Regions from separate parts of the Homo sapiens genome. Here region 1 is linked to region 2. Evidence: read pairs that join two places in POLR2A ChIA-PET (ENCODE). Cell type or tissue: HCT116. All regions are shown on one strand. Each heading gives the region's core, and the rest is flanking DNA. Links, peaks and the distances in the headings are about the cores only. Region 1 has its middle 24 kb from the start of TNFSF14. Region 2 has its middle 11 kb from the start of CD70.

Region 1 (6,489 bases), core at 917-5,916, 66 kb after region 2:
TTTTTTTTTTTTTTTTTTTTTTTGAGACAGAGTCTCGCTCTGTCGCCCAGGCTGGAGTGCAGTGGTGCAATCTTGGCTCACTGCAAGCTTCGCCTCCCGAGTTCACGCCATTCTCCTGCCTCAGCCTCCCGAGTACCTGGGACTACAGGCACCCGCCACCGCACCCGGCTAATTTTTTGTATTTTTAGTAGAGATGGGGTTTCACCATGTTAGTCAGGATGGTCTCGATCTCCTGACCTTGTGATCCGCCCGCCTCGGCCTCCCAAAATGCTGGGATTACAGGCATGAGCCACTGCGCCTGGCCCACATCTTTATCATTATCTCAGTGTCCTCAGTCAGAAGTCCAGGTACAGATTCACGTCTGTAATCCCAGCACTTTGGGAGGCTGAGGCAGGCGAGTCACCTGAGGTCGGGAGTTTGAGACCAGCCTGGCCAACATGGTGAAACCCTGCCTCTACTAAAAATACAAAAATTAGTTGGGCGTGGTGGCAGGTGCCTGTAATCCCAGGTACTGGGAGGCTGAGGCGGGAGAATGGCTTGAACCTGGGAGGTGGAGGTTGCAGTCAGCCAAGATCGCGCCATTGCACTCCAGCCTGGACGACAAGAGTGAAACTCCGTCTAAAAAAAAAAAAAAGTTCAGGTAGACGGACAGTTTAATTGAGCATTGTGCTGTGGGTCTCAAGACTACAGTTCATATGTCGACTGCACTACATTCTTTCCCGGAGTTTGCAGTCCTTTTCCAAGCTCAGCTGGTTGTTGGCAGAATTCGGTTCCTTGTGGTGGTAAGATTGAGGCCCTCGGCTTTTAGAGGCTTCTTGCCGTTCTGTGCCATATGACCCTTTCCATAGGCAGTTCACAGCTGGCAATGTGCTTCTTCAAGGCCATCAGGGAACCTCTCATTCCAGTCTGATAGTCCTATATAATGTAACCTAATCAAGGGAGTGATAGCCCATCACCTTTGCCATCTTTTAAATTTTTATTTTTATTTTTTTAAATTGAGACAGCATCTCGTTCTGTTGCCCAGACTAGAGTGCAGTGGTGTGATCATAGCTCACTGCAGCCTCAAACTTCTGGACTCAAGCAGTCCTTCCACCTCAGCCTCCTGAGTAGCTGGGACTACAGGCATGTGCTACCACGCCTGGCTAATTTTTAAAATTTTTTGTAGGCCGGGTGCAGTGGCTCACACCTATTATCCTAGCACTTTGGGAGGCCGAGGCAGACGGATCACCTGAGGTTAGGAGTTTGAGACCAGCCTGGCCAACATGGCAAAACCCCATCTCTACTAAAACTATAAAAATTAGCTGGGCGTGGTGGCACATGCCTGTAATCCCAGCTACTCAGGAGGTCCAAGCAGGAGAATTGTTTAAGCCTGGGAGGTGGAAGTTTCAGTGAGCCGAAATCACGCCACTGCACTCCAGCCTGGGCAACAGAGTGAGAGTCTGTCTCAAATAAAATAAAATAAAATAAAATAAAATAAAATAAAATAAAATAAAATAAAATAAATTTTTTTGTAGAGCCAAGGTCTTGCTATGTTGCCCAGGCCAGTCTTGAACTCCTGAACTCAAGCGATCCTCCTGCTTCAGCTTCCTGAGTAGCTGGGACTACAGGCGTGTGCCACCACACCTGGCTAAGTTTTTAAATTTTTTGCAGAGCCAGGGTCTTGCCATGTTGCCCAGGCTGGTCTTGAACTCCTGAACTCAAGTGATCCTTCTGCCTCAGCTTCCTGAGTAGCTGGGATTACAGGCATGCGCCACCATGCCTAGCTAACTTAAAAAAAAATTTTTGTAGAGATGCGATCTCACTATGTTGCTCAGGCTGGTTTCCAATTCCTGGGCTCAAGCAGTCCTCCCGCGTTGGCCTCCCAAAGTGCTAGGATTACCGGTGCAAGCCACCACACACCTGGCCATCTTTGTCATCTTCTATTGGTTAGAAGCAAGTCAGGTTCTGCTGGAACTCAAGGAGAGGGGATTATACAAAGGCTTGGATGCCAGGAGGTAGGAATTTTTGGGAAATCACCCCAGGGTCTGTACACCACAAAGGCATCCCCAGGAAATGTGAGAAGAGGTATGGGTAGGAACTAATACAGGGTGTATTAGTGCACAGGTGTCTGCTATGGGCTATCCCATTGGGGACTTTGGGGTGACTGTGTAGACTATGCCTTGGAGTTGTCCCACCCTGGGGACAGGGAAGCCGGGTATTTATCCACTAAATCCCATCCATCATTGGTTAAATGCTGCTCCTTGTGGTGTTAATGATGGAAACTCTCTATTGCCTATAACTGACACCACAATTCTTTACACTGGCATTTACAATTTCCCCTTGCCCTGCCTCATTTTCCTCTGTGACCCCTGCCATGGTCACCCTCCACTGCAGCCTTAGACTAGCGATGGCCCTGAATTTCCTCCCTGTTCACTGAGATCTTCCTGATCCTCATCCAGCCTTCCATGGCCTCAGACCACTGAGCTCTCTCCCGTTGCAGAAATCCTGCAGAACATTTTTCCTGGACCCCTTACTGGGTGTAGGGGACCCCAGAATAACTCATGTCCAGGCTCCTTTTTTTGAGGATCCTCTGGGATGGGTGGAGGAGTCACAGCTGGACAAGATGCTTTTAGTTCTATGTGGTCAGGGCTGGAAGAATGGAGCCCCAGGGATGGAGCCCAGGAATGGAGGAGATGGGATGTGGGTGAGATTCAGAAAAAGCTTTATGGAGGAAGGCTGAGCTTATCTTTTTGTCTCCTTACCCCAAAACCTCCCTCCCAACTTTGATGCTGGAGCCTGCTGTTCCTTCTCTGATCAGAATCCTCTCTCTTCATGTCTCACCCCTGTCCTAACAGGGGTGCTATGAATCCACTCTTCTGGCCCCCACCATTAGATCACTGATGTGATCTAACCACATCAGTCTCCTGCTGAAAGACCTCCAATGTTTGAGATATATATATATATATATATATGAAACTTAATGGTTCCATTTCTCTGGAGAATCCTGACTAATACAGATTTTGGTACCAAGAGTTGTTCTAAACTGGGTGTGATGGCTCATGCTGGAAATCTCAGCATTCTGGGAGGCTGAGGCAGGAGGATCGCTTGAGGCCAGGAGTTCAAACCAGCCTAGGCAACACAGTGAGACCTCATCTCCAAAAAAATTTTTTTAATTAGCCAGGTGTGGCTGGGTGCGGTGGCTCATGTCTGTAATCACAGCACTTTGGGAGGCCGAGGTGGGCGGATGAAGAGGTCAAGAGATCGAGACCATCCTGGCCAACATCATGAAACCCCATCTCTACTAAAAATACAAAAATTAGCTGGGCATGGTGGCACGTGCCTGTAGTCCCAGCTACTCGGGAGGCTGAGAAGGGAGAATCACTTGAACCTAGGAGGTGGAGGTTGCAGTGAGCCGAGATAATGCCACTGCACTCCAACCTGGCAACAGAGCAAGACTCCATCTCACAAAAAAAAAAAAAAAAAAAAAAAAAAAAAAAATTAGCCAGGTGTGGAAGCGTGTACCTGTAGTTCTAGCTGTTTGGAAGGCTGAGATGGGAGAATCCCTTAAGCCAAAGAGTTTGAGGCTGCAGTGAGCGATGATTATGCCATTGCAATCCAGCCTGGGTCACAGAGTGAGACCCCAACTCAAAAAAAAAAAAAAAAAGTGGTTCTAGAGGAAGAATGAGCTTTCTGAATTGCTTCTCGTTCTTCTGAAATTGGCTCTCTAATCTGATTAAACTGAAAGAGGCTAATGACTCTTTACAGTAGTAAGAGAGCACTGGTGGTCCATGGCATGATCTGGCAATAGAGAGATGCAGATATCACCACTGTATACTCCTAATTAACTATCTATAAGAAGCAAAGATCTTGTCACTGTGTATTTGATACTTCTGAGAAGTTTTGAAAATCGAATGAATATAATGAGATTGGCTGGCTCCTCCTAATGTCACTGGATAGAGTGCTGAGAGAAGAGGATGAACTTAGGGATTTGAATTCCCAGCTCAAGCACTGCATAAGTAACCTGACATCTTCTATGTGTGCCCTAAAGGACATCCTTGTCTCCTGTAGCCTCAGGGCTGAGAGTGGTGAAAAGCAAACACAGAATCTTATTCTGTGATTGGCCGGATTTCAGGGCAAGTTGGACTCCCAGCTTCCAAGGATGTCTACTGATAAACTGAGGGCATTGATTAGTATCAATGGTATCCTGTAAGAATAGTATCCTGGAAACTGGAATTGGGATATGTGGGAAGACAAGGATGAAGTTGAGGACATGGAGCACCTAAATTCTGAGTCTTGTTTGCCGCTGGAAAGGCCTCTACCTTCCCCTCCTTGGTTCTGTTTCTCTGGAGAACCCTGACTAACATGACTGGCTTGAATCTGGATCCAAATGTAATCCCAGCACTTTGGGAGGCTGGCATGGTGGCTCACATCTGCAATCCCAGCACTTTGGGAGGTGAAGGAGAGCGGGTCACTTGAGCCCAGGAGTTCAAGACCAGCCTGGGCAACATAGCGAAACCCCGTCTCTACAGAAAATACAAAAATAAGCTGGGTGTGGTGGCGCATGCCTGTAATCCCAGCTACTTGGAAGGCTGAGGCAGGAGAATCACTTGAGGCAACATGGTTTTATACATACGTGAAGGAGATACACCTTCTACCCCTTGGAGATACCTTCAAAATATTCAAGGGGGCATGTGAAATGGGATGATATCTGAAACAATATCAAATTTAGAAAGAGGGTAGTTGATAAAGTCAGCAAGGCAGGACATTGAAACTATTGAATTTAAGTGATGGATTTATGGGTATTTCTTAGACTATTGTCCTCTCCTTTTGGAAGGAGAGGAAAGTTTGCACACTGGATTTGTTGGATGCATTTCCTACTAAAAAAAAATCAATAAATATTTTCCCTTTACACTCTCTACGCCTACTGCTGTTTTTTCTTAAGCTATTGGATACACTAGGTTGCTTGTCCTGTAGATTTTTCCAGTGTGATTTCACCCTTGCAGTGTCATTGCACGTATTCTTCTATCCCCTAACCCTGTAAACCAGAGCTTGGCAAATATTTTCTATAAAGGGCCCAATACTAAATACTTTTGGCTCTGTGAGTTATGCAGTCCCTGTCACGGCAACTTAATCCTTCCATTTAAGTGCAAAAGCTGTCATAGACAGTATACAAATAGACGGGAGTCACTGTAGACCAATAAAAATCTTTATGGATGCTGGAATTTTAATTGCATATACTTTTTGTGTTATAAAATATTATTCTTCTTTTGACTTAAAAATGTGAAACTATTCTTAACTTGTGAGCTGTACAAAAATTGGAGGTGGGGCAGGATTGTGTCCACGGGCCAGTTTGCTGACCCCTGCTGTAAGCTGGTAATCTGAACATAAGACTTGATCAGAGTCGGGTTCAATTCTGGGAGACAGAGGGAGATTTAAATACCCTGTAAGGGAGATTAAAACGCCCTGTGGGTGAAGCTAGACTCTGGGGAATTGGTTTTATTAAGGAAATGTCATTTCGTTGAACGTGATCATGGCGGCATGGTTTTATACGTACATGGAGGAGATATACCTTTTATCCCTTGGAGATACATTCAAAATATTCAAGGGGGGATGTGAAATGGGATGATATCTGAAATAATATCAAATTTAGAAAGAGGGTAGTTGATAAAGTCAGCGTGGCAGGACATTGAAACTATTGAAATGAAGTGATGAATTTATGGGAGTTTCTTAGACAATTTTCCTCTTTTTTGTGCATGTTCATAAATTGCCCTAATAATTTATTTATTTTTTTGAGACAGGGTTTCACCCCTGTTGCCCAGGCTGGAGGGCAGTGGCACAACCTTGGCTCACTGCAACCTCCGCCCCTGCCAGGCTTAAGCGATTCTCCTGCCTCAGCCTCCCGAGTAGCTGGGACTGCATGTGCATGCCACCACACCCAGCTTATTTTTGTATTTTTTGTAGAGACAGGGTTTTGCGATGTTGCCCAGGCTGGTCTTGAAGTCCTGGGCTCAAGTGATCCGCCCTCCTTGGCCTCCCAAAGTGCTGGGATTACAGATGTGAGCCACCGTGCCCGGCCCTAATAAGTTTTTGTAAAAATCTCTAGGCATTAACAATTTTTAAAAAGTATTCTAATGGTCTTCCATTAGAAATCTTCCATTACACTTAAAATAAAATTCTAATGGCTTATACAAAGTCCTTCCTCTTCTGTCTCCTCCACCCCTCTGGCCACTGCTCACTGCACCCCGCCCTCCTCCTCACTCTTCACCTCTGGACTCCAGAGACTCTGGGTTTCCTTTGATTCCTGGATGTCTTCAAGCTCCTTCCTGCTTCAGAGCCTCTGCACAAGCTGCTCCCTTTGCCTAGAGCCCTCGGCCCTCCAGTCTTTGTTTTATCAACTCAAAGGTTAAATGTCAGAATCCTTTGCATTCCCAAATCCTGGTCATGAGCCATGTTATCTAAGGATATTCAAGGATTCCAAACTCAAATGCTTACAGGGGCCAAGTAATTGGT
Region 2 (6,489 bases), core at 1,240-6,239:
GTCCTCCCTTAGTCCTTAAATACCTGTTTTTCTCCTTCCCTTATTCAGACCTTGTATCTTCCGTTTAGTTTCTCAATTCCTACAAAACCACACCCAGGCCATCAGCAATCATTCTATATGACAAATGCTCCTTCCAACAACCCCACAATATCATCCCTTACCCCAAAATCTTTCTTCAGTTTAATCTCTCCCACTCTAGGTTCCCACGCCACCCCTAATCCCACTCGAAGCAGCCCTGAGAAACATTGCCCATTATCTCTCCATACCACCCCCCCAAAAACTTTTTGCCACCCCAACACTTCACCACTATTTTGTTTTGTTTTTCCTATTAATATAAGAAGACAGTAATGTCAGGCCTCTGAGCTGAAGCTAAGCCATCATAACCCCTGTGACCTGCACGTATACATTCAGATGGCCTGGAGCAACTCAAGAACCACAAAAGAGGACATTTCACTATTGTGATTTGTTCCTGCCCCACCCCAACTAATCAATCAATCAACCTTGTGACATTCCTTCTCCTGGACAATGAGTCTCATGATCTCCCCACCGCACCTTGTGACCCCGCCCCTGCCCCCAAGAGATAACCACCTTTAACTGTAATTTTCCACTACCTACCCAAATCCTATAAAACTGCCCCACCCCATCTCCCTTTGCTGACACTCTTTTTGGACTCAGTCCACTTGCACCCAAGGGAAATAAGCAGCCTCGTTGCTCACACAAAGCCTGTTGGTGGACTCTCTTCACATGGGTGTGTGTGACAGGATAGTCCTATTCTACCCTCCTTGCAATAGTCTTTTTGAATAAAGTCTTCCCTTGCTAAATTCAGATTTGTTTTTTATTTGACAGAGTAATGGTCGGTGCACATAAAAGACTAAGCATGCACAAAAGTGTGCACACAAAGATAAAGGCTGGGTGTGTGCACTTGAGGAGGCTGTGCTCAGTGTATGTGTGTGTGTGTGTGTTTATGGGTACTGGTGGTAGGTGGTTTTTGAGTTGCATATGCATCTGAGAGTCCAGATAGTCTCTGAATGTAAAGAAAGCTTGGTCTTGTCTGGGCTTGTCTGGGCTTGCCCCCTGAGCGGATGAGACACACCCCGTCTCAGCCTATTTGAATAACGGCAAAGTGTTAAGCCAATTCTCAGGGAGGAAACAATCTTGCAAATACAATATCATCTTGGGGCTGGAGGAGAGAAGAATCTGCCACAGGTCTGCCAGTGGAAGTGTTTGCCTTCTCTGGGTCTTGTGTGGTCCCATCAGAGAACCAGGGTATATAAGACAGACACCAGAGAACAGCTTCACTAAGACCAGAAGACCCCAGCACCCTCTTCCAGAATGCCCTGGGTCTTGCATGGCCCCCATGGGGAAACCAGGGTATATATGAGAAAGACGTCAGAGAACAGTTTCACTAAGACTGGAAGAGCTTACTTCCCTCTTCCAGAATGCAGTATTTGGAGCAGGAGAATCTGCTCTTTAATAGCTTTCAGCTACACAGGTTTCAGTTCCTCAAAGGCTGCACTTCTGACGTTGAGAAGTCAGAACATAGTAATATCTGCATGAACATTGCAGCATTACTATTTTTTTTTAAATTTTACTTTAAGTTCTGGGATACATGTGTAGAATGTGCAGACTTGTTCCATAAGTATACATGTGCCATGGTGGTTTGCTGCACCTATCAACCCATCATCTAGGTTTTAAGCCCCACATGCATTAGGTATTTGTCCTAATGCTCTCCCTCCCCTTGCCCCCCAACCCCTGACAGGCCCCGGTGTGTGATGTTCCTTTCCCTGTGTCCATGTATTCTCATTGTTCAACCCCCACTTATGAGTGAGAACACGCGGTGTTTGGTTTTCTGTTCCTGTGTTAGTTTGCTGAGAATGATGGCTTGGCTTCCAGCTTCATCCATGTCCCTACAAAGGACATGAACTCATTCTCTTTTATGGCTGCATAGTATTCCATGGTGTATATGTGCCACATTTTCTTTGTCCAGTCTGTCACTGATGGGCATTTGGGTTGGTTCCAAGTCTTTGCTATTGTGAATAGTGCCATTGCAGAATTATTTATAATAGCCAAGACATGAAAACAACATAAGTGTCCATTAATGAAAGAATAGATAAAGAAAGTATGGTCTACAGACACATTGGAATACTATTTCATCTTACAAGAGAAGAAAATCCTGACATTTGGGACAATATGGATGAACCTGGAGGACATTAGGCTAAGTGAAATAAGCCAGACACAGAAAGGCAAATACTGCGTGATCTTACTTATACGTGTAAGAGTTAAAGAAAGAGAAAAGAAACACGAAAAGGGGCTCAACAGTCAAAGACGGGTTTATTTTGGAGAATAAACCTGAGAGGGGCTTCTGGCCAATTTTGGTCAAGAGTGCTCTCTCTTACAGATTAAAAGTATATATTGGTTTTAGGGTGAGGGGGCTTATCACAAGCTTGGAATGTTTCTGTGTGGAGGAGAGGTTTATGGCGGGGGGTTGGAATGTCTCTGGTCACAGGGGAGGTTATCTTGGGGCTGACATCTTCCCAGCCAGAAAGGAGGTTATCTTGGGGCTGGAATGTCTGTGGTTGAGGATGTTATTTGTGGTTTATGGTCATAGTGACCTTAGCCATTAGGCTGATGCCATTTGGATTTAGGCAGTTTTTTGATCAAGATGAAACTTTTTTTTTTTTTTTTTTTTGGGATGGACTCTCTCTTTGTTGCCCAGGCTGGATGCAGTGGTGTGATCTCAGCTCACTGCAACCTCTGCCTCCCGGGTTCATGCCATTCTCCTGCCTCAGCCTCCTGAGTAGCTGGGACTACAGGCACCCGCCACCACGCCTGGCTAATTTTTTTGTATTTTTAGTAGAGACGGGGTTTCACCATGTTAGCCAGGCTGGTCTCAATCTCCTGACCTCATGATCCGCCCACCTTGGCCTCCCAAAGTGCTGGGATTATAGGTGTGAGCCACCCCGCCCAGCTCTGATCAAGATGAAACTTAAAATGGCAGCACTTGTCCAAGATGGTGATACTCCTGTTCTGTCAATATGGGGAATCTTTAAAAAAAAAAACAAAGCCAAACTCTTAGACAGAGAGTAGAACTGTGGTTACCAGGGAATAGGGGTAGGAGGAAATGAGCAGATATTGGGGCACAAATATGTGGGCTCTCTGGAGGCTTGCGAGCTATTAAGGAGTGGGTTTACCCCAAATTGGAAAATGTGGGCTCTGCGTTCAAATAGCCTCACTTGGGTCTTAGGGCTGGTAAGGTTTGCTGGAAATTTGCATGTGCATTGTACATACACACACCAGCATGATATTTAAATCAGTATTATGAGAATTTTAAAGAGATACAGTTTTCCTATCTCAGCACAACAGACTCATGAAGCATTTACCATCACCCTTAAAAAAGACCACACACAAAGTGTGGTCGGTTAATTGGTGAATTACGTAGATTCATCAAAACACCAGTTCCTCCTTTGTGCAGGCTAAATTTATGACAGTGGACATCTCTGGTCTCTATCCTGTTAATCTGGATGTCCGAGTTTAATGCTAAATTTCAAAAGATGAGGCTGGGCACAGCAGCTCATGCCTGTAATCCTAGCTCTTTGGGAGGCCAAGGTGGGTGGGTCACCTGAGGTCAGGAGTTCAAGACCAGCCTGGCCAACATGGTGAAACCCAGTCTTTACTAAAAATACAAAAAAAAAAAAAAAAAAAAAAATAGCCAGACTTGTTGTGATCTTGGCTCACTGCGACCTCTGCTTCCTGGGTTCAAGCGATTCTCCTGCCTCAGCCTCCCAGGTAGCAGGGACTACAGGCGCCTGCCATCATGCCTGGCTATTTTTTTTTTTTTTGTATTTTAGTAGAGATAGGGTTTTGCCATATAAGCCAGGCTGGTCTTGCCCTTATTACCCTTCTGACCAAGCCGAGGCGGGTGATCCTTCCCCTCTCTCAGCTGGGACAGGTGAATCACCCGTCTTGGCCTCCCAAAGTGCTGGGAACAAGCATGAGTCACCGCTCGTGGTCCTGTTAATGGACATTGAATTTCCTTTTGAGGAGGTGGACAAGATGGTGATTAACTGTTAACGGACTTTGAATTTTCTTTTTTCTTTCTTTTCTCTCTCTCTCTCTTTTTTTTTTTTTTGGAGATGGAGTCTCGCTTTGTTGCCTAGGCTGGAGTGCAGTGGTGTGATGATCTTGGGTCACTGCAACCTCTGCCTCCCAGGTTCAAGCAATTCTCCTGCCTCAGACTCCTGAGCAGCTGGGACCACAGGTGCCCACCACCACGCCTGGCTAATTTTTTTCTATTTTTATAGACATGGGGCTTCACCACGTTGGCCAGGCTGGTCTCAAACTCCTGACCTCAGCTGATTCACCTGCTTTGGCCTCCCAAAGTGCTGGGATTACAGGTGTGAGCCACTGCGCCTGGCCTTGTATTTTCTTTTCTATAAAACCCTGTGTATACACTCTTTTTTCAAAAATTGAGGTGAAAATCATGTAACATCAAATAATCCTTCCTTCCTTCTTCCCTCCTTCCCTCCTTCTCTCTCTCTCTTTGTCTCTTTCTTTCTTTTTTTTCTTTATATTCCTTTGTCACCCTAGGTGGAGTGCCACATGAACATAGCTCACTGCAGACTCCTGGATTCTAGCCTCCTGCCTCAGCCTTCCTGTTAATGGACATTGAATTTCTTTTTCTTTCTCTCTTTTTTTTTTTTTTGGAAATGGAGTCTCACTCTGTTGCCCAAGCTGGAGTGCAGTGGCACGATCTTGGCTCACTGCAACCTCTGCCTCCCAGGTTCAAGCGATTCTCCTGCCTCAGCCTCCCGAGTAGGTGGGATTACAGGCAGGCGTGGTGGTGGATGCCTGTAATCCCAGCTACTCGAGAGGCTGAGGCAGGAGAATCACTTGAACTCGGGAGGTGGAGGTTGCAGTGAGCTGAGACCGTGCCACTGCATTCCAGCCTGGGTGACAAGAGCGAAACTCCATCTCAAAAAACAAACAAAGAAACAAAAAATCAAAACAAACAAAGAAAAAAGAAAATAGAACTGATTCAAATGACGGTTAAGCACCTGAAGAAAAGTTCTGGACTGGTAGAAACACAAGGAAACCCTCAAAGACTGTATATCTAAAAAATTCTATTTTATATTCCTGTGAACAGTTTTAATCCTATGTGGTAGATTAATGTAAGTTAGTTTATACAATACATATTTTTCCTTTTTGACTGGCTTATTTCATTGAGTATAATGTCCTCAAACTAGTCATGCCTTCCTAACTATCCCCCAAAGTCTTAACTCATTTCAGCATTAACTCAAAAGTCCACAGTCCAAAATCTCATCTGAGACAAGGCACGTCCCTTCTGTGAGCCTGTAAAATCAAAAGCAAGTTAGTTACTTCCTATATACAATGGGGTACAGGCGTTGGATATACCCATTCCAAATGGGAGAAACTGGACAAACGAAGGGGCTGAAGGTCCCCTGCAATTCCAAAATCCAGTGGGGCAGTTAAATCTTTTTTTTTTTTTTGAGACAGAGTGTCGCTCTGTCACCCAGTCTGGAGTACAGTGGCTCGATCTCGGCTCACTGCAACCTCTGCCTCCCGGGTTAAAGCGATTCTCCTGCATCAGCCTCCAAGTCGCGGGGACTACAGGCGCACGCTGCCACGCCTGGCTAATTTTTTTTTTTTTGTATTTTAGTAGAAACGGGGTTTCACCATATTGCCCAGGCTGGTCTCGAACTCTTCAGCTCAGGCAATCTGCTCGCCTCGGCCTCCCAAAGTGTTAGGATTATAGGCATGAGCCACTGTGCCTGGCCAGGCAGTCAAATCTTTTTTTTTTTTTTTTTTTAATTATACTTTAAGTTCTAGGGTACATGTGCACAACGTGCAGATTTGTTACATATGTATATATGTGCCGTGTTGGTTTACTGCACCCATTAATTTGTCATTTACATTAGGTATTTCTCCTAATGCTATCCCTCCCCCCCTCCCCCGACTCCACACTCCACGACAGGCCCCGGTGTGTGATGTTCTCCTCCCTGTGTCCAAGTATTCTCATTGTTCAATTTCCACCTATGAGTGAGAACATGCGGTGTTTGGTTTTCTGTCCTTGCAATAGTTTGCTCAGAATGATGGTTTCCAGCTTCATCCATGTCCCTATGAAGGACATGAACTCATCCGTTTTTATGGCTGCATAGTATTCCATGGTGTATATGTGCCACATTTTCTTAATCCAGTCTATCATTGATGGACATTTGGGTTGGTTCCAAGTCTTTGCTATTGTGAATAGTCAGGCAGTCCAATCTTAAAGCTGCCAGATAATCTCCTTTGACTCTGTGTCTCACATCCAGGTCACGCTGATGTAAGTGGTGGGTTCCCATGGTCTTGGGCAGCCCCTTCCCTGTGGCTTTGCAGGATACAGCCTCCCTCCCGGCTGCTTTCACAGGCTGGCGTCGAGTGTCTGTGGCTTTTCCAGATGCATGGTTCTGAGTCCAGGTAAGGTTGGAGAGG

What was found. ChIA-PET counts read pairs that join two places held together with the same protein. Peaks named below come from ENCODE experiments on the same cell type or tissue, not always from the same donor. Only the 100,000 strongest peaks of a DNase experiment are listed, where the experiment ranks them.
Region 1: POLR2A ChIA-PET joins it to region 2 with 7 read pairs; 6 of 35 experiments call an interaction of 5 or more read pairs at or near these places.

The regions. Positions count from the first base shown.
Region 1 is chr19:6,643,132-6,649,620 of GRCh38, forward strand. No RefSeq gene overlaps it. Among named protein-coding and RNA genes, the nearest start is that of TNFSF14, 24 kb to the right of the region's middle. In HCT116, for the core only: no CTCF peak of the experiment used is centred there; no DNase peak of the experiment used is centred there.
Region 2 is chr19:6,576,541-6,583,029 of GRCh38, forward strand. It overlaps a transcript of CD70 not described here. Among named protein-coding and RNA genes, the nearest start is that of CD70, 11 kb to the right of the region's middle. RefSeq lists enhancers at 592-1,276, 897-1,396, 2,646-3,328, 3,290-3,349. In HCT116, for the core only: no CTCF peak of the experiment used is centred there; a DNase peak (open chromatin) is centred at 3,971; H3K4me3 peaks cover 387 bases; H3K27ac peaks cover 679 bases.